2 separate regions of the Homo sapiens genome follow, and region 2 is linked to region 1. A link is an interaction called in ENCODE POLR2A ChIA-PET data of the cell type or tissue named here. Cell type or tissue: endothelial cell of umbilical vein. All regions are shown on one strand. Links, peaks and the distances in the headings refer to the core of each region. The heading gives the core; the rest is flanking DNA.

Evidence for each region. ChIA-PET counts read pairs that join two places held together with the same protein. Peaks named below come from ENCODE experiments on the same cell type or tissue, not always from the same donor. Only the 100,000 strongest peaks of a DNase experiment are listed, where the experiment ranks them.
Region 2: POLR2A ChIA-PET joins it to region 1 with 6 read pairs; 3 of 35 experiments call an interaction of 5 or more read pairs at or near these places.

Annotation. Positions count from the first base shown.
Region 1 is chr16:24,607,741-24,617,857 of GRCh38, reverse strand. It overlaps a transcript of TNRC6A not described here. Among named protein-coding and RNA genes, the nearest start is that of LINC01567, 58 kb to the left of the region's middle. In endothelial cell of umbilical vein, for the core only: no CTCF peak of the experiment used is centred there; no DNase peak of the experiment used is centred there.
Region 2 is chr16:24,502,653-24,512,769 of GRCh38, reverse strand. No RefSeq gene overlaps it. Among named protein-coding and RNA genes, the nearest start is that of RBBP6, 32 kb to the left of the region's middle. In endothelial cell of umbilical vein, for the core only: no CTCF peak of the experiment used is centred there; a DNase peak (open chromatin) is centred at 3,929.

The DNA.
Region 1 (10,117 bases), core at 3,692-6,191:
AAATGTCTTCTACACATCTCCAGAACTGTGCAGGGGATAGGATGCCCTCCTCATCCGTGGATATGAACTGTTTCATTCTCAGCAGGCGTAGCTGAAGAACAGAGGAGAGATAACACAGCCTGGCTTGACCACTTACAAGGCACATGACTCTGGGTGAGTTATTTAGTCTCTCCATGCCTCAGTTTCCTCATCTCTGCAATGGGTATAATATCAATACCTACCTCCTGGGGTTGTTATGAGGATTACATGAGCTTTTAGTAATAACATACTTGACACAGGGTAAGTGCTATATAAGTTTGTTGTATAAATAATACAATTAATAAAAGAAGCATATTTCTTCATATTTGATCTGAGTCAAAAGGCCAAGAAGCAATAAAAGAAGCATAATTCTTAATCACACAATCACACTAGGCATTAGGATTATTAAATTATCTTGGCCAGGGGTGGTGGCTCATGCCTGTAACCCCAGCACTTTGGGAGGTTGAGGTGGGAGGATTGCCCAGGAGTTCAAGACCAGCCTGGGCAACGTAGTGAGACCCAGTCTTTACAAAAAATATTTTAAAAATTAGCCAAGTGTGGTGACATACACCTGTAGTCTCAGCTACTCAGGAGGCTGATGTGGGAGGATCACCTGAGCCCAGGAGTGGGAGGCTGGAGTGAGCTATGATTGCACCACTGCACTCCAGCCTGGGCAACAGAGTGGGACTCCATCCCCACAACCTGCCAAAAAAAAAAAAGATGCTCAAAAAAACTAATAGATAAATCTATAATTACAGTTAAAGATTTTGGCACATTTCTCTCTCTTACTGAGAAAACAAGCGCACACACAAAAGATCAAGAAGGTTACAGAAGACTTGCACAATATGATTAACAAGTTTGGCCTAACATATATAAAATTTTATACCCAACAATTGCAGAATACACATTTTGTTTTTTTGAGGTGGAGTCTCACTCTGTGGCCCAGGCTGGAGTGCAATGGCATGATCTCGGCTCACTGCAACCTCTGCCATCAGGGTTCAAGCGGTTCTCCTGCCTCAGGCTCCTGAGTAGCATGCACTACCATGTCCAGCTAATTTTTTGCATTTTTAGTAGAGACGGGGTTTCGCCATGTTGACCAGGCTGGTCTCGAACTCCTGACCTCAGGTGATCCACCCGCCTCTCAGCCTCCCAAAGTGCTGGGATTACAGGCATGAACCACCGCATCTGGCCATACACATTATTTTCAAGTGCATATGGAAGCTTTGCCCACACTGACCATATGCTGGGTCAAAAAGAGTCTCTTAACAAATATCAAAGAATAAAAACATATAGAGTATATTTTCTGACTGTTGTCAAGATAGAAATAACAGAATCTCATATTTTGCGTGGCTTCTGTGTTTATGAACATTAATAAATTTGTATGCCTTTTTCTCCTAAAAAATTAATAAGCAAAAGAGAACTACCTTCCCTTATGTATTTAGGAGTTAAGCAACAATACCTTTTAAACAATCTTCTTTTCTTCTTCTTCTTCTTCTTTTTTTTTTTTTTTTTTTGAGACAGCATCTCGCTGTGTCTCCCAGGCTGGAGTGCAGTGGCGCAACCTCAGCTCACTGCAACCTCTGCCTCCCGGGTTCAAGTGATTCTTGTGCCTCAGCCTCCTGAGTAGCTGGGATTACAGGTGTCCACCACCACGCCTGGCAAATTTTTGTATTTTTAGTAGAGACAGGTTTCACCATGTTGGCCAGACTCATCTAGAACTCCTGGGCTCAGGTAATCCTCCCATCTCAGTCTACTGAGTAGCTGGGACTACAGGCATGTGCCACTATGCCTGGCTAATTAAAAAGTAAATTTAGAGATAGGGTCTTGCTCCGTTGCCCAGGCTTGTTTCTAATTTCTGGCCTTAAGTAATCCTCCTGTCTTGGCCTCCTGAAGTGCTGGGATTACATTTGTGTTACCATACCTGGCTAATTAAATTAAAAAATTTAGAGCATGTAGGGGTATGTGTGTTGGGGGGTGGGTGGGTGGGTTACTTTTTATGTTGCCCAGGCTTGTCTCATACTCCTGGCCTCAAGGGATCCTCTTACCTCAGCTTCCTGAGTAGCTGGGATTACAGGCATGAGCCAGTACACCCAGCTACAACTTGAAACACATGCTCTGGGTTCTCAGTAAGCACTCTGCCCAGCAACCCTCTGCTCACTTTAGAATGTTCATTCCCCCTCTCCAAGATGATGATTTTATTCAGCGTCTCAGCAACATTCAACCCAGTTGGTCACTTTCTCCTTCCTGAAATATTCTGCCCTCTTGGCTTCATGAGCCCACACTCCGATTTCCCTCCTCTTTCCACCTCCTGCATGGATGCCTCCATTATCTGATTTCTAAATGGTGGGCAGCCTGGAGTTCTAGTCTCACTTCTCTTTGATTTCTCTCTTTACACTCTCTAAGTGATCTCAGCTGGTCTCCAAATTTACATATGAAGTCTAAACCTCTTTGAGCATATCCCACTGTCTAGGGTATATCTTTCTGGATGTCTCACGGGATCTCAAGTCTACTGGGCTCAGCACGGAATGGTTGACATCTTCCTGCCCTCTCCCCCAACAAAATACTCTTCTCCTCTCCTAGTCTTTCTTTCCATCTTAGTACATGGAATTATCAACCTGTGAGCCTTCTCTAATATGTGCCTTTCCTTCAATTACTCTATGTGATCCAGCAGCAAGACTTGTTATTTCTACCTCTTACACATTATTCTCATCTGTCCACTCCCTTTCCATCTCCCCTGCAATTAATTTATTTTAAAAATTACTTATTTATTTTTTTGAGACAGAGTCTCACTCTGTCACCCAGGCTGGAGTGCAGTGGGGAGATCTCAGCTCACTGCAACCTCCGCCTCCTGGGTTCAAGCAATTCTCTTGCCTCAGCCTCCTGAGTAGCTGACAGGTGCCGGTCACCATGCCTGGCTAATTTTTGTATTTTTAGTAGAGACGAGGTTTCACTGTGTTAGCCAGGCTGGTCGCGAACTCCTGACCTCAGTTGATCCACCTGCCTCGTTCTCCCAAAGTGCTGGGATTACAGGCGTAAGCCACCGTGCTGGTCCACTGCAATTACTTTAAATTAAATTGCCTTCCTTCTGTTTCCCAAATAAGCCCCAGGCTTCCTGCCTGGGGGCCTTTGCATGTGCTCTTGCCTTGCCTAGAACACTGAAGGCATTGAGTTCCATATGGCCCAAATTTCATTACGGGGAACAATCTCAAAAGACTCCAAGTCATTCCCAAAAAAATCCCGTGAGAAGAGATCTTATTTCACCACACCCACCTTCTAATCCATATCCAAAACAGACCCGTGCTTGTTCCAAGCAAAAAGCAAAGTCTGATAGATGATAGTTCTGAGGGTATCTCTAATCACAAAATTGGCCTCAAATTTCCTCTTGGCTTTCAGTTTCTCCCAATATTAGAGGGAGACAGTGTCCAGCTTATTAGCCTTTTGAATTCATGTAGTAGTCTGAGAAAAAGAGACACAATATTTTGTACCTCCACCCAACAAGTGGTATCTTTTTCCATCCTCTAACTCTGGGCTTGACTACGTAACTTGTCTAGGCCCACGGGGCCTCGCAAACACGATGCAAGCAAATGCTTGAACAATGCTTGTGTACTGGGGCTTCCCTTCTCTTGCTGCGTTTGGAACCCAGCTGTCATATGAAAGACTGGGCTAGCCCTCTAGCTAGGGAGACACGTGGCCTGGTCAATTTCAATTGCCCCTGCCAATCAGCAGACACCTGGGTGAGATCATCCACGAACAACCAACTCTGAACCAACCTGCCAGCAGACTATCTATACTGGCCATGAACCCAGGCCAGGACAGCAGCAGTGCCCAGATGATCCCAGCTGCCACTTCCAACTCACAGAGTTAGGAGTTATAAGTGATGGTTGTTTGAAGCCACTAAGCTTTGAGGTGGTCTGTAATGCAAGAAAAACTGATATACCTCTTGTGTTCATTTTTTCGTATTGCAAATCCAAGTATGCTCCTTCCCTACTTAAAATGCTTTAATAGGCTGGGCACAGTAGTTCATGCCTGTAGTCCCAGCACTTTGGGAAGCCAAGGCAGGCGGATCACCTGAGGTCAGGATTTTGAGACTAGCCTGGCCAACATGGCGAAACCACGTTTCTACTAAAAATACAAAAAAAAGAAAATTAGCTGGGCATGGTGGCAGACACTTGTAATCCCAGCTACTCAGGAGGCTGAGGTGGGAGAATTGCTTGAACCTGGGAGGCGGAGGTTGCAGTGACCCGAGATCGAACAACTGCACTCCAGCCTGGGCGACAGAGCAAGACTCTATCTCTAAATAAATAAGTAAATAAAATAAAATAAAATAAAATAAAATAAAATAAAATAAAATAAAATAAAATAAAATAAAATAAAATAAAATAAAATAAAATAAAATAAAATGCTTTAATAGTTGCTCATTGATCCCAGGATGAAATCCAAGTCATTAGCCAGGGCTTTGGAGCTCCACATAATCTGGATGGCCTCATCTAACACAGTCTGAAACATGCAATGTGTTTGGTCCACCAGCATTCTTGAGCCCTTGCCCTCCTCAAGGCCTTCACACACGCCACCTGGTTGACCCTTACCCCTCTCTCACACCCCAACTTAAAAATTGCATCATCAGAGAGGCCTCTTTTGACCAACTCTGTCCCCACTTTTATGCCCCCGCAACTGAAGTATGTCTTCAGTTATAGATTCCTTTTTTTTTTTTTTTTTTTTTTTTTGAGACAGAGTCTCACTCTGTCACCCAGGTTAGAGCGCAATGGTGCGATCTCGGCTCACTGCAAACTCTGCCTCCTTCCTGGGTCCAAGCAATTCTCCTGCCTCAGTCTCTGGAGTAGCTGGGACTACAGGTGTAAACTACCACTCCCGGCCTTCAGTTATATATTCTTATCATATCTTATTACCTTCCTTCTTAGCAAATGCCCCACTTTGAAACAATATATCATCTTGTGTGATGACTTAATAGCTGCCTTCCCCACTGGACTATAAACCCCATGAGAATAGAGTGTCTCTGTTTCGTTCACAAATGTAGCCCCAAACTTGCACAAACTGTCACATGGCAACTGTTGGACAGCTATTTTTTTTCTCTTTGAGACAGGGTCTCACTCTGTCACCCAGGCTGAGTGCAGTGGCGCAATCATGGCTCACTGCAGCCTCGACCTCCTGGGCTCAAGCTATCCTCCTCCTGAGTAGCTGGAACTACAAGTGCATGCCACCACACCTAGCTAATTTTTTTTTTTTTTTGTATTTTTTGTAGAGATGAGGTTTTGCCATGTTGCCCAGGCTGGTCTGGAACTCCTGGGTTCAAGCAATCCAGCCGCCTAGGCCCCACAAAGTGCTGGGATTACAGATATGAGCCACTGCGCCCAGCCTGGATAGCTTTCTTTCGAAGCTGTCTGGTGGTTAACTGTGTGGACGCTGGAGAAAACTGCTTGGGCTTAAATCCTAGCTCTATCACTTATTAGCTGAGTGCCCTTAAGCAAGTGACCTAATGAGCTGCTCCTTGCCTCAGTTTCTCCATCTTGGAAATGGAGATAGAAATAGCACCCTGTCATCGAGTCACTCGGCGGATTCTGCTCTGTCGTTGTTAAAAGTTTCTTGCCGAACAGACGTTGGTATAGCTCAGATGACAGTGAACCAAAAGCTTTTGACACAGCCACCATCTCCTTTCTCTGGGGCTACAGATACTGCCATGATTTAATTTAATTTTACTTTACTTTATTTTATTTCATTTTATTTTATTGAGATGGAGTCTTGATCTGTTGTCCAGGCTGGAGTTAAGTGGCATGATCTCGGCTCACTGCAACTTCTGCCTCCTGGGCTCAAGCGATTCTCGTGCCTCAGCCTCTCGAGTAGCTGGGATTACAGATGTGCACCACGATGCTTGGCTACTGTTTGTATTTTTAGTAGAGATGGGGTTTTCTCTATGTTGGCCAGGCTGGTCTCGAACTCCTGACCTCAGGTGATCTGCCTGCCTCAGCCTCCCAAAGTGCTGGGATTACAGGTGTGAGCCACTGTGTCCAGCCACTGCCATAATTTCACAATTCACATTTGGCTTCCCCATGGTTCAACTAATATATGTAATATATCTGCAAGACTTGTTATTTCTATCCCTTAAACATCATTCTAATCTGTCCTCTCCCTGTCCATCTCCACTGCAATTACATTGAACTAAATCGCTCACATGCTGCCTCATTCTGCAAAGGTGTGGCCTCAAACTCGGAGCCAGCTCTACGAGATGCCTCTCGATGCCCGAGCGCATCCAGCACTAGATTTTTTGCTCCTGCTTTGAGCCCTGGTTTCTCCCACAGAGAGTCAGACGTTTGGGGTCCGAGTGCCTTGTCTCCTGACTGCTGTAACTGTGCCTCCTATCACTTGATCATTCCCTTGCTGAGCTGGGGTGTGGAGCCAAGAAACCACCTCCCAGGAAACAGTTCTGATGGCCCCAAGCAATGTATCCATCTCCTTTAACACATATGTGCACGCACGTACACACAGCGGGAACTGGGCATTCTACACTGTCTTAGTGAAAAAAGAATTTTTTTTAGAAGGTACATTTCCAATCACCAAGTCCTTAGAAGCTGTTCTTTCAGGCTCTGGCCAGAAAGGACAAAAATCTAGGTATCCAGAAAAATAATTTTAAAAAGCGAGGTTAGAGGATGAGAGGAACTCCTAAGAAAAATCAGTGGGAGACAGAAAGGTATGTGAATAAAAAAGAAAATCCAGCTGGACTCAGGGGTTGATGCCTGTAATCCCAGCTCTTTCGGAGGCCAAGGCGGGGAGATCACCGGAGGTCAGGAGTTCGAAACCAGCCTGGCCAACATGGTGAAACCCCATCTCTACTAAAAATACAAAAAAATTAGACGGGTGTGGCGGTGGGCGCCTCTAATCCCAGCTATTCGGGAGGCTGAGACAGGAGAATCGCTTGAACCCGGAAGGCAGAGGTTGCAGCGAGCCGAGATTGCGCCACTGCACTCCAGCCTGGGCGACGGAGCGAGATTCTGTCATAAATAAATAAATAAATAAATCTGAGGGCAGGGGGTGGAAAGGGGGAAGGTGAGAGGTGAGAGAGGTTAGGAGGAGTAAGATAGAGAGAGGAGAGGCTCGGAATAAGATGGGCTGGGAAGGGAGAGGGAGGACAGCGAAGGAGAAGCTCCTTCCACCCCAGCAGAGCCAGCGCAGCGCTGCTCCTTAGGAAGGCTGCGTCTGTTTGGCAGGGCCCGAGAGCCGCAGCTCCCCAGAGCCGGCAGGCACTTCCCTTCCAACGGGCCCAGCGAGGGTGCCCTGCGCATGCTAATGAGGCAGTTGAGGAAAGCTTCGCAGATAATTGCTGAAAGTGTGCAGTAACTTACCAGGCTGGGAGTCAGTGGGCTGCAAAATGATGGGGCACCGCTCCTGGGGGCCCCCAGCAGAGGGGCCTGGTCTCCAGGTACCCGGCGCTCACAGGTTAGTGGCTGCAAGACGACGGGTTTTCCATTCAGTCAGGCACTGAACCCAGCGATGGGGAGAGCCAGACCAAAGGCAAAGGAGAGGAGGGGAACCTGCTTGTGTTTTTGTATTAAATTGTTTTTGAACCCACGTAGCCCTGGGAGTCACATGCCGCCTCCAACATCACCGGAGCCATCACATGATACAGGTCCCCCATCATGTGATGAGACAAATCTGCCTAACTTCAGTCCCCCACCCCCAGCCCCCGCTCACAGACTGACAGATAAAGTGCTTCTGGGGGACCCCCCGCCCCCTACCCCCAGTCAGTGACAGAGGGAGGGACGCAGATGGAGAACCCTCAGAGCCCATGCAACGCGAAGACCTTGATGAATAGTTAATATGCCTTTCTCTCTCCTCCTAAGCTATTGCGACTTGGAGCGGTGCCAGCCTCATTTGAATTCCAGCCTTTGTGAATAACTCAAGTGTCGCCGCTGTTGCTCCAGCAATTGCAGGGCGTTTGAGCTCACACCATCCCGCCTCGTTCTAGAAGCCCAACTCGGCTGCCTCCCCTCCCCACAGCTTCCAAGCCTCCTCACGGGGCAGTGGCAGTGGGGGTTGGAGGTGGGGAGACTGGAGCTGCAGAAGGGGAGACCACTCCAGCTGAACCTTCTAGTCCCTCCACCCCCCAGCTGCAGTAGGAGTCAGGTGGGGCCCCGACTGGGTATCTGATTAGGCGATTAGGCTGCCTCTGTTCTACTTAGTGATCATAGCTCTGTTCTCTCTGCAGATATTTCCCTTCTGTCTCTCTCTCTCTCTCTCTCTCTGTCTCTCTCTCTCTCTGTCTCTCTCTCTCTCTCTCTCTGTCTCTCTCTCTCATACATATGTACATCTCTCCATTTCTTCCCTTAATGAGGATACAGTTAAATCGACTGAAAAATCAGCTGGGTTTGGCGGGGTGCAGTGGCTTACACCTGTAATCCCAGCATTTTGGGAGGCCAAGGTGAGTGGATCACCTGAGGTCAGGAGTTCTAAGACCAGCCTGGCCAACATGGTGAAACCCCATCTCTACTAAAAATATAAAAAATTAGCTGGGCATGGTGGCACACACCTGTAATCGCAGCTACTTGAGAGGCTGAGGCAGGAGAATTGCTTGAACCCAGAGGTGGAGGTTGCAGAGCAAGATTCTGTCTCAAAAAAAAAAAAAATCGGTTAAGTTTGTTTCTTCCCATTGTAGTAACCTCCTTTGCTCATGTTTTCATTCACTCGATCTTTTATTAAACAAATATTTTTGTAGAGCACCTAACATGCTGCAGGTCTCGTACTAGGCACTGAGAAAGATGGAAGGGAGGGAAGACATGTTAAAGAAATGCATAAAGCCACATCTCTGTTCTTGAGGTGCCTGTCGTCTGTTAAAGGCAACAGAATCATAAACAGATCTGGCAGATGCAAAATTCCAGAGTCACACAAACTCAAGTGTGCAAAGATGTGAATCCTCTATTTGTCTAAACCTGAACTTCACTTCTACCTCCCGCCCCACTCCCCTATTCTGCCCAATATAGGAAACTGCATCTCATCACTTTCAAATAAACTCAGACACCTGGGTGACTTTTCTCTGCTTCAGATTTACAGTAAGTCAAGTTAAAGATTTTTTTTTCTTGTTGCCTTTCTTTCTTCTCCCTACTATTGATACTAAGCACTGATGCTCACTCGAATAATCAAACAAGTAAACAAATTGTGCAGACTGCTTTCCTTTGTAGATAGATAGTATGATTTGCTGGCACTCTGCAGGTGGGGGCCTTTTTGAGCAAAGAAGAATTGTGGTGTTTTTGTTTTGTTTTGTTTTGACGGAGTCTCGCTCTGTTGCCCAGGCTGGAGTGCAGTGGCACAATCTTGGCTAACTGTAATCCCAGCTACTCAGGAGGCTGAGGCAGGAGAATCTCTTGAACTCGGGAGGCAGAGGTTGCAGTGAGCTGAGATCGTGCAGCTGCACTCCAACCTGGGCAACAGAGCAAGACTCTGTCTAAAAACAAACAAACAAACTCTGCACAATTTGTTTACTTCTTTGATTATTCGAGTGAGCATCAGATCTTAGTATCAATGGTAGGGAGAAGAAAGGCAACAAGAAAAAAAAATCTTTAACTTGACTTATTGTAAATCTGAAGCAGAGAAAAGTCACCCAGGTGTCTGAGTTTATTTGAAAGTGATGAGATGAAAAAAAAAAAAAAAAAGTAGCAAAGTAGCAAAAAGTAGCAAAAGGTGGCAAGCAAAAAGGACTTCTTCCTTACAGACCTCTCTCAGCCACTGTGCCTGGCCCACCTTTTGCTCCTCTGATGTAGTCATGGGAGGCAGCCATCATGTGACGATGAGGTGAAAAATCTTCACTGACATTCTGGGGATGGCAGAGTGGAAGGACAGAAAAACATAAGTTCTCAATAGAAGTGAGTTGCCAAACTGACCCTGGGACCACCTATGTTAGAAAAATCAAGCATCTTTATGGTTGATTTTTTGTATTTCATCACTTGTGATTGGAGCTCATCCTAACTGAAACAGCACCCATGGAATTTGGCAGTTGCTCCAGTTACCAATGGTTTTTGAAGAACAGCATCTGTAAAGCTGTGGAGGTGCAAGTCTGATGATAATAGGTTAAGAAGTAATCTTAATCATGCAC
Region 2 (10,117 bases), core at 2,719-5,218, 100 kb after region 1:
CCAGCCTTGCTGACAAAGCCAGACCTTGTCTCAAAAAAGAATTTAAAAAAAGAATAGAACTCATCTGCCAGATCAACAGCTGCTTGTTCAGTTCAGGGGCTGTGTTGATTTGCCCTGGTGAAGATTTCCAAAGAGCAAGAGGCAGATGCTGAAGATTTTGATTAGGGGAGTGATATAATTACATTTGCATTGTAAAGGGCCACTTGGGATTCTGTGTGGGGAAGTGATTGGAGAAGAGGGCAAGAATAGATGCAGTAAGACCTTATATTTTATGTTCTTCACAAATTTGCACCCAGCTAGCTTGGCTGGCAGAGCATGAGGCTCTGAAAACACACACACAGACACACACACACAGACACACACATGTGTGCATTTGGAGTTGTTGGTCTGGTGGGCTTAGCTCTATTCACTAAGGTGAGGGAATAGGAGCTAGGATTGATCTGATGCATCTGTTAAGGTGAATAACATGAGCTGTTGTAATGAGAGGTCTCCCCAAAGCTCAGTGTTCTACACAATAAAAATGTATTTCTTACAACGTAATAGAAGGCAGGTCATTCAGGGACCACTGCTATGAACTGAATTGTGCTCTCCTCGCCCCAATTCATATGTTGAAGCCCTGACCCCCAGTGTGATGGAATTTAGAGATGGGGCCTTTGGGAGCTAATTAGATTTAGAGGAAGTCACCATGGTAGCGCCTTTATGATGGGAGTAGTGTTCTCATAAGAAAAGACGCTAGAGCAGGCACCAGGGCTCTCTCTCTGTCTGCCAATGTGAGAACACAGTGAGAAGGTGGCTGTCAGCCAGCCAGGAAGAGGGCCCTCCCCAGAACCTGACATGCTGACTCCCTGATCTCATACTTTCTTTCTTTCTTTTTTTGAGACAGAATCTCACTCTGTCACCCAGGCTGGAGTGCAGTGGTGCCATCTTGGCTCACTGCAGCCTCTGCCTCCTGGGTTCAAGCGATTCTCCTGCTTCGGTCTTCTGAGTAGCTGGGATTACAGGCACCTATCACCATGCAGACTAATTTTTGTGTTTTTAATTAGAGAAAAGGTCTCACCATGTTGGCCAGGCTGGTCTCGAAATCCTGACCTCAGGTGATCCACCCACCTCAGCCTCCCAAAGTGCTGAGATTATAGGCGTGAGCCACCGTGTCCTGATCTCATACTTTCAACTTCCAGGACTGTGAGAAAATAAATCTCTGTTGTTGAAGCCACCTAGTTGATGGTGTTTTGTTATGGCGGCCTGAGTTGACTAGTACAGATCCCATTTAGGATCTTGAATTTTTCTAATCAACTGGGAGATGGGGAAAAACAATGGAAGACAGCATGTAGGAGGTTTCACTGGGCCAGTCTTGGAAGTGGTGCCTTGCTTATGCTCAGTTTATTGGCCAGACTCAGTCACATGACTACTCCTAACTGCAAGGGAGGCTGGGAAATATAGTCCAGTTTTGTGCTCAGGAGGAAGAAGAAATGGGCTGGGTAAGAACCTGAAGAATCTCTGCCACAACTTGAGAACCAGGAAACAAAACACAGTAGTGCTAAACATAACTTGTCAGGTCCCAGTAGCCCCATGGAGCCAGGCTATCTTCCAATGGAAGGAGGAATTGTCTGAGTTATTATAAATGTCTTGTTTACCAACATCTTGTCTTTACCAACAAGACCATACTAATGTCTTGTTTCCCATCAAAAGGCGGCCATCTCTGCCAGGTCACTCAGGCAGGTGGAGCAGGTCACTGGGGAATCCAGGAGGTGATATTTGGAGACCCTGGCAGGAAGGTAGATGGGTAAATAGGTTATCAGAAGTGATATGGCCCCAGGCATCCAGGCTGGGGTCCAAGGGTGAGATTCTGATCCCTGAGTTACAGAGAGGGAATATTAAACTAGGCAAGATTCTAGGTGTATGCAGGTGGTCCAGCCTGGAATTTAGGCAGAGAGAGGAGAGAAAAGTCCAACTTTAAAAGTAATGGCAAAAACTGCAACTACTTTTGCAGCAACCTATTAAATCTGAAGTCTAAGGTCAGGAGTTGACTAGAAGCCTGGATTCCTGGATGCAGAGCCTCACACTGTTGGGTTCAGAACTCTTGATCTCCACCTGTCTAAAGCTATCTAAAGTCTTTATTGGTCTCTCAAATGGAGTGGGATAATAGTGGACACTTGTTATTTTTCCTTGAGCAGCACCTGTTTTCATTTTTTTTCTGCTTTAAGAACTTTTTTTTTTTCTTTGAAGAGCTACTCCTCACTGACTCTCAGTCCATGCAGCTTTAGCGGTGCTGAGCACAGTCCCCTGGTTCCAGGGTTAGGAGTAGGACCCAATCCTGGCCAGTCAGAGTCACTGCCATGGTTCATGGATGGACCCATGACTCCGCTGGAACCCATAAGAGTCAAGCGTGTCATGAGAGAATGTGAACCAGAAGAAGAAGAGTAGTCTTCTAAAAAAATAAACAAAACATAATTTATATACAGTTGACCCTTGGACAACATGAAGGTTTGGGGCACCAACCCTCCATGCAGTTGAAAATGCAAATGTTATCTTATGACTTCCCCAAAACTTAACTATTAATACTAATAGCCCACTGTTGACTGGAAATCTTATCAATAACATAGGCAGTTGATGAATACGTATTTTGTATGGTAAATATATCATATACTATATTTTTACAATATAGTAAGCCAGAGAAAATATTAAGAAAATATTAAGAAAGACACATCTCTTGGTGGTCATAGTGGTCGACTCTCTAAAATTCATTACCCCCAGATAATTATCTTAAGTTAATCATAATAATCCATTTTCTTGGCAGTGACTAGTTCAAGGGTGGACAAGTTAAAATCAATTTGGGCCAAGAGGTGCAAGGAAAGTCTTGCTAGGAGCTTCTGAAAAGGATGCTTTAATACATTTAAGCCAGATCGAGGATGAAGCCAGTGCTGTGAATGGGCAGAGTAAAGAGACAGAATAAAGATTCATCTTGGTGCAGATGAATCAACTGAGCTGAAAGCTCAGCCCACCTCTGGACTCTGTCTCTGGGTGCTGTCTGTCTTGTTGAGTCAGCTTTTTGGTTATGAGTCTCCAAAAGGCATCTTAACTGGTAGAGGTATCCATGGGATGTAGACCTGGGGCTGCTTGGGGTCATCTGTGCCACTTCATAGCGACAGCCTGCCTTCCATAGAAGCCAGCACAGAAAAACTGAACTAAGGGGTTTAAAAGGACACATTCCCAAAGCTACTTTTTTGGACACCCAATCCAGTAGTGCCTGGCATATTCAGTAACTTGAGCCTATAAACCCACCCTCTCTATTTTTAAGCCAATTTGTACTGAGGTTCTGCAACTTGGAACCAAGGAGTCCTGATTTTCTTTTTCTTTGTCTTTTTCTCCTTCCCTTCCTTCCCTTTCTTCCCTTCCCTTTCTTCCCTTCTTTTTCTTTCCCTCTTTCTTTCTTTCTTTCTTTCTTTCTTTCTTTCTCTTTCTTTCTTTCTTTCTTTCTTTCTTTCTTTCTTTCTTTCTTTCTTTCTTTCTTTCTTTCTTTTTTTCTCTCTCTCTTTCTCTCTCTCTCTCTTTCTTTCTTTCTTCTTTTCTGAGATGGAGTTTTGCTCTGTCACCCAGGTTGGAGTGCAATGGCACAATCTCAGCTCACTTCAACCTCTGCCTCCTGGGTTCAAGCAATTCCCCTGCCTCAGCCTCCTGAATAGCTGGGACCACAGAAACATGCCACCATGCCTGGCTAATTTTTGTATTTTTAGTAGAGATGGGATTTCACCGTGTTGGCCAGGCTGTTCTCAAACTCCTGACCTCAGGTGAACTGCCTGCCTCAGCCTTCTAAAGTGCTGGGATTACAGGCGTGAGCCACTGCACTGGGCCCAAAGAGTCCTGACTCATAAGCTTGAGCTGGAATGTGAGACAGTGAAATTGCTCCCGCTCTGGGATGGAAAGAGTAGCTAAAACAGGAAACCAAGCAGGCTGTAATGGAAATGCTCTGACTTGACTTGGCAATTTGTTGGCACATACAATTGGTAGAAAAATCACTTAAAGATCTGCTGTTGAAACAAACTAGAGTTGGCTCAGAGCCAGGTACCATAACATAAGAATCAGGTAGGCTGAGCATTGTGGCATATGCCTGTAATCCCAGCACTTCGAGAGGCCAAGGCAGGAGGATCACTTGAGGCCAGGAGTTCAAGACCAGCCTGGGCAACATCGTGAGGCCCTGTCTCTACAAAAAATAATTTAAATAAGTTAGTGAGGCATGGTGGTGCACAAATGTAGTCTCAGCTACTTGGGAAGCTGAGGTGGGAGAATCACTTGAGCCCAGGAGGTCAAGGTTGCAGTGAGCTACAATTGGGCCACTGCACTCCAGCCTGGGTGATAGGGCAAGATCCTATTTCAAAAAAAAAGAATCTGATGGACTTAGGGGGTTTATGGGGTGGCATAGCAAGACAGTCAGTGCCCCACCCAAATCCTCACGCACTCACTGTCCCTTTTCATGCTGACTGCATCCTGCTGTGAGCAGCTGCATCTGTCAGCCCGAATACTTTCTCTTAGACTGTGAGTGCTGGGGAGCTAATGTCCTGGAAGCAGCCATTGACAACACAGATGGGCAATGAAAGATAAACACCCCACTCCTTGTTCCTCAGCAGGGAAGGATCACCCTGAGAGTGTTTATTTTATTTTTATTTATTTATTTTTTAGACAAGGTCTTTCTCTGTGGCCCAGGCTGGAGTACGGTGGTGCAATCACAGCTCATTGCAATCTTGACCTCCTGGGCTCAAGCGATCCTCCCACCTCAGCCTCTAGAGTAGACGGGACTACAGGTGAGTGCCACTGCACTAGCCTTATTTCTTCATTTTCTTTTGGTAGAGATGAGGGCTCTCTATGTTGCCCAAGCTAGACTTGAACTCCTGGACTCAAGGGATCCGCCCGTTTAGGCTTCCCCAAGTGCTGGGATTACAAGCGTGAGCCATCACACTTAGCTTGAGAGTGTTTTTTTTTTTTTTTCTTGAGACAGAGTCCCGCACTGTTGCCCTGGCTGGAGTGCAATGGTGCAATCTCTGCTCACTGCAACCTCTGTCTCCCAGGTTCAAGTGAGTCTCCTGCCTCAGCCTCCTGAGTAGCTGGGACTACAGGCACACGCCACCACGCCTGGCTAAATTTTCGTATTTTTAGTAGAGATGGGGTTTCACTATGTTGACCAGGCTGGTCTCAAACTCCTGACCTTGTGATCCGCCCGCCTCGGCCTCCCAAAGTCCTGGGATTACAGGCATGAGAGAGTGTCCTAAACTGTCTCAGATGTACCCAGTGGGATCAGCCCCGGTTCCCCACAGCAGTAACCTACTTAGTCAAATGCCCTTTCATTGTGTCTTTCCCTCCCGTCTTACTTCCTGTTAGGGACTGAACTGTGTGCTCCCCTCCCAATTCACATGTTGAAGTCTCAACCCCCAGTGCTTCAGAACGTGACTGCATTTGGAAATAGGGCTTTTCAAGAGGTTAATAAGCTAAAATGAGGCTGTAAGGGTGGGCCCTAATCCAATCCGACGGTTGTACTTAACAGAGGAGATTAGGACACCGAGAGACACCAGGCATCTGCTGCACAGACAGACAACCATGTGAAAAGGCAGCAGGAGGTCAGCCACCTGCAGCCAAGGAGAGAGGCCTCTGAGGAAACCAACCCTGCCAGCACTTTGATCTTGAACTTCCAGCCTCCAGAACTGTGAGAAAGTATATTCCTGTTGTTTAAGCCACCCAGTCTATGGCATTTTGTTTTGGCAGCTTTAGCAGACTAATATACTTCCCCATTCCCCCACAGTGCTTCCTGGGGTCAATTCTCAGATAAATGATTTGCACTTTAATCCTTATCTCAGGGGCCAGGTGGGAGGGGGCTCACGCCTGTAATCCCAGCACTTTGGGAAGCCGAGGTGGGCAGATCACCTGAGGTCAGGAGTTCAAGAGCAGCCTGACCAACATAGTGAAACATCGTCTCCACTAACTTTACAAAATGTAGCTGGGTGGGGCGGCACATTGCTGTAGTCCCAGCTACTCAGGAGGCTGAGGCAGGAGAATCCCTTGAACCCGGGAGGTGGAGGTTGCAGTGAACTGAGATCGTGCCACTGCACTACAGCCTGGGTGACAGAGTGACTTCGTCTAAAAAAAAAAAAATTATCTCAGGAAACCAACTCGCAGACCAACAACGCATATGTAAGTACATGGAACCACATGGAACTTTGTAGATCAAACAACAGTGCCCAGAAGTCAGGGACAAAGTATTATAGTGCAGTGGTTAAAAGTGTGAGATTGCGTGGTGATTTGTGCCTATAGTTCCAGCTACGTGAGAGGCTGAGACAGGAGGATTGGTTGAGGCCAAGAGTCTGAGGCTGCAGTGAGCTATGATTGTGCCACTGCACTCTAGTCTCGGCAACAGAGCAAGATCCCGTCCTTAAGATAAAAATTAAGGGAAAAGAAAAGAGGGCTCAGTGACTCATGCCTGTGATCCTAGCACTTTGGAAGGCCAAGATGGGAGGGTTGTTTGAGCCCAGGAGTTCAAGATCAGCCTGGGCAACACAGTGAAACCCCATCTTTACAAAACATTTTTAAAAAATGAAAAATAAAAAAAATTAGCCAGGCGTGGTGTGCGCCTATAGTCTCAACTTCTTGGAAGGCTGAGGTGGGTGGATTGCTTGAGCCTGGGAGATTGAGGCTGCAGTGAGTCATAATCGTGCCACTGCACTCCAGCTTGGGTGACAGAGCAAGACCTTGTCTCATTAAAAAAAAAAAAAAAAGAAAAGAAAAGGGAAAAAAAGGTGAAATTTGGAGTCAGGCAGAACTGGACTCAGGCTCTGGATCTGTGGATAGAGTAAAAGAAAATTAAGCCCTAGTATCCCCATCTTTGCTGAATTTCTAGTCCAGGTAAGAAGACCAGGCCAGGTGCAGTGGCTCACAACTGTAATCCCAGTACTTTGGGACACCTGAGGCAGGTGGATCACTTGAGGTCAGGAGATTGAGACCAGCCTGGCCAACATGGTGAAATCCCGTCTAATAAAAATTAGCCAGGCATGGTGGTGGGTGCCTGTAGTCTCAGCTACTTGGGAGGCTGAGGCACGAGAATCGCTTGAACCCAGGAGACAGAGGTTGCAGTGAGCTGAGATCACACCACAGCACTCCAGCTTGGGTGACACAGCAAGAGTCTGTCTCAAAAAAACCAAAAACACAAACAAAAAAACAACAACAAGCAAATAAACCAAAAACTAGCCACCCAGAAAATCAGCTGGCATTCCTAGTGTCATAGCAAAAAGATCATTTGCCTGGGCAACGGGGACCTCAGTTCTGGTAGCAACTGATTAATCTCCAAGCCTTTTGCGGGCAGGGTAGGGATCTTGTGTGTTTTGCTTTCCATTTATTTCCAGTGTCCAGCACTATGCTGAAGACTGAGTGATAAATTAGCATTGAATGAAGGACGGAGTATGACTTTGGGCTAGGCTGTTGAGCACTGCAGCTTCTAGGTGTAAGAAGTGGGTGTAATAACCTTTGTCACAGGATGTGTGTGTTGTTTCAATGATGTAAGGGAAGGGCTTTATCCACTGGGTCACCTGTCTGGATGCAACGTGATGGTTTTCTCCAGCCAGGCGCTGTGCCTTGTGGATAAACAAGAAGGCTCTGAGGCCAGACAGGCTTGGGAGACCCCAACCCTGCCACTTACAATCTGTGTGGACTTCAATGAGGTGCTTAAATTCAACATCTAGTAAGCTGTCAATAACAGCTACTCAATAAAGCGTCCTGCCAGGGCGGGGACTTCGCTTTGCCACATTTGAGCATCTCCCGCCAGCTTTGTACTGTTTTCTGTTTGCCCACTAGAGGTCAGGCTAACCCCAAAGTTCAAAGCTCCTAAACCCAGCCCAAAACACCATTTCTAAAGTGTCCAGGCAGGGCGCGGTGGCTCACGCCTGTAATCTCTGCACTTTGGGAAGCTGAGGCGGGAAGATCACTGGAGCCCAGGAGTTCCAGACCAGCCTGAGCAACAAAGTGAGAGCTCCAAAATACGAAAAAATTAGCCAGCAGTTGTGACGAGGGCCTATTGTCCCAGCTATTTGGGAGGCTAAGCTGGGAGGATTGCTTGAGCCCTGGAGGTTTAGGCTGGCTGCAGTGAGCTATGATTGTGCTGTTTCACTCCAGCCTGGGAAACAGAGCGAGACCCAGCCTGAAAAAAGTGTCGGGAGGGGAAGATGACTTAACCTGTGAAACCGCGCTGGTCATACAAACACATTTTCCAAGGTTGCTCTCTGTCCTTCTCAACCAACCCTCGGATTTTATCACTAGACTAAGAGAATGGAGATTTGTATGGAGGGCAAATTTATTGAGTTACTTCTGAGAAATCATCAGGGAACAAAGGACACAAAAGAAAGCGAAAGCTGGAGGTAATAATAACAATTTCCGAGTATTGACGATGTATTGGGAACTTAAATAATTTTACACTTATTAACTGATTTCATGATTGTAACACTCTATGGGGTAGGTATAGTTTCATGTTACAGATGAAAAGCCGGCACGGAGATGTAGCACTGGGCTCTTAATCACAGTGTGATGCTGAGATTGGCAAGAGCCTGACTGCCATTAGGAACCAGCTGATATATTTCAGGCCTGGGATCTATGAAATACAAAAGGCTTTGAGCATTTCCCAGGTGCAGATATTTTTGTTGTTGTTGTTTGTTGTTTTGAGATGGAGTCTTGCTCTGTTGCCCAGGCTGGAGTGCAGTGGGGTGCTCTTGACTCACTGTAACCTCCACCTCCTGGGTTCAGGTGATTCTCCTGCCTCAGCCTCCTTAGTAGCTAGGACTGTAGGTAGGTGCAACCATGCCCGGCTAATTTTTGTGTTTTTAGTAGAGACAAGATTTTGCCACGTTGGACACACTGGTCTTGAAGTCCTGCCCTCAGGTGATCTGCCTGCCTCGGCCTCCCAAAGTGCTGAGATTACAGGTGTGAGCCACCGTGCCCGGCCCCCAGGTGCGGATGTTTTTGGTCTTTGAGACACATCTTTTGGGTTCGTTGAACCAGGGAGAAAACTCTCCACCTCCCTCCTTCATTTATCTCTGTCTGTGGCTCTTTGGGGGTCACACAGACATGGGTTCAAATCTTGGCACTGCTGTTTGCCAGCCGTGTGGCCTGGGTAAGTATGTACTTTGCTGAGCCTCAGTTTCTTCTACTGTAAAATGTAGAATTTTTCTCACAGGCCACTCTCCAATCTCTCTGACTCCTCTTCTGTCTCCTCTGGAATGTGAGTTCCTGGAGGAAAGTTTCCTTCTTGGCCAGGCATAGTGGCTCACGCCTGTCATCCTATCACTTTGGGAGGCTGAGGTGGAGGATCACTTGAGCCCAGGAGTTCGAGACCAGCCTGGGCAACATAGTGAAGCCCTGTATCTGCAAAAATTAAAAAATTAGCCATATGAGGTGGCATGCATGTGTAGTCCCAGCTACTCAGGAGGCTGAGGCAGGAGGCTGACTGAGCCCAGGAGTTTAAGCCTGCAGTAAGTTATGATTGTATCGCTGCACTCCAGCCTGGGAGACTCTGTCTGGAAAGAAAAAGAAAGAAGGAAGGAAGGAAGGAAGGAAGGAAAGAAAGGAGGGAGGGAGGGAGGGAGGGAGGGAAGGAGGGAAGGAAGGAAGGAAGGAATTTCTAATGTCCAGAACAGCCTGGCATATGTTAGATGCTTAAGAAATAAATGCTGATGGCTGCCTGATGCTTCCCACTGAATGTCCCTTAAAGTGTAAGTCTATATTCCCATTGAAAGTGCAGAACTTCAATCATTTGCTAATGACTGTCAAGCAGCCATTCATTCATGGATGCATGCGTTCATTGCTGAACACTTGTGCATTAGAGGCTGGGCATGGTGACTCACACCTGTTATCCCAGCAGTTTGGGAGGCTGAAGCAGGCTGATCATTTGAGGTCAGGAGTTCCAGACCAGCCTGGCCAACATGGCAAAACCCCGTCTCTACTAAAAATACAAAAATTAGCTGGGCATGCTGGTGCATGCCTGTAATCCCAGCTACTTGGGAGGCTGAGGTAGGAGATTCACTTGAACCTGGGAGGTGGAGGTTGCAGTAAGCTGAGATTGCACCACTGTACTCTAGCCTGGGTGACA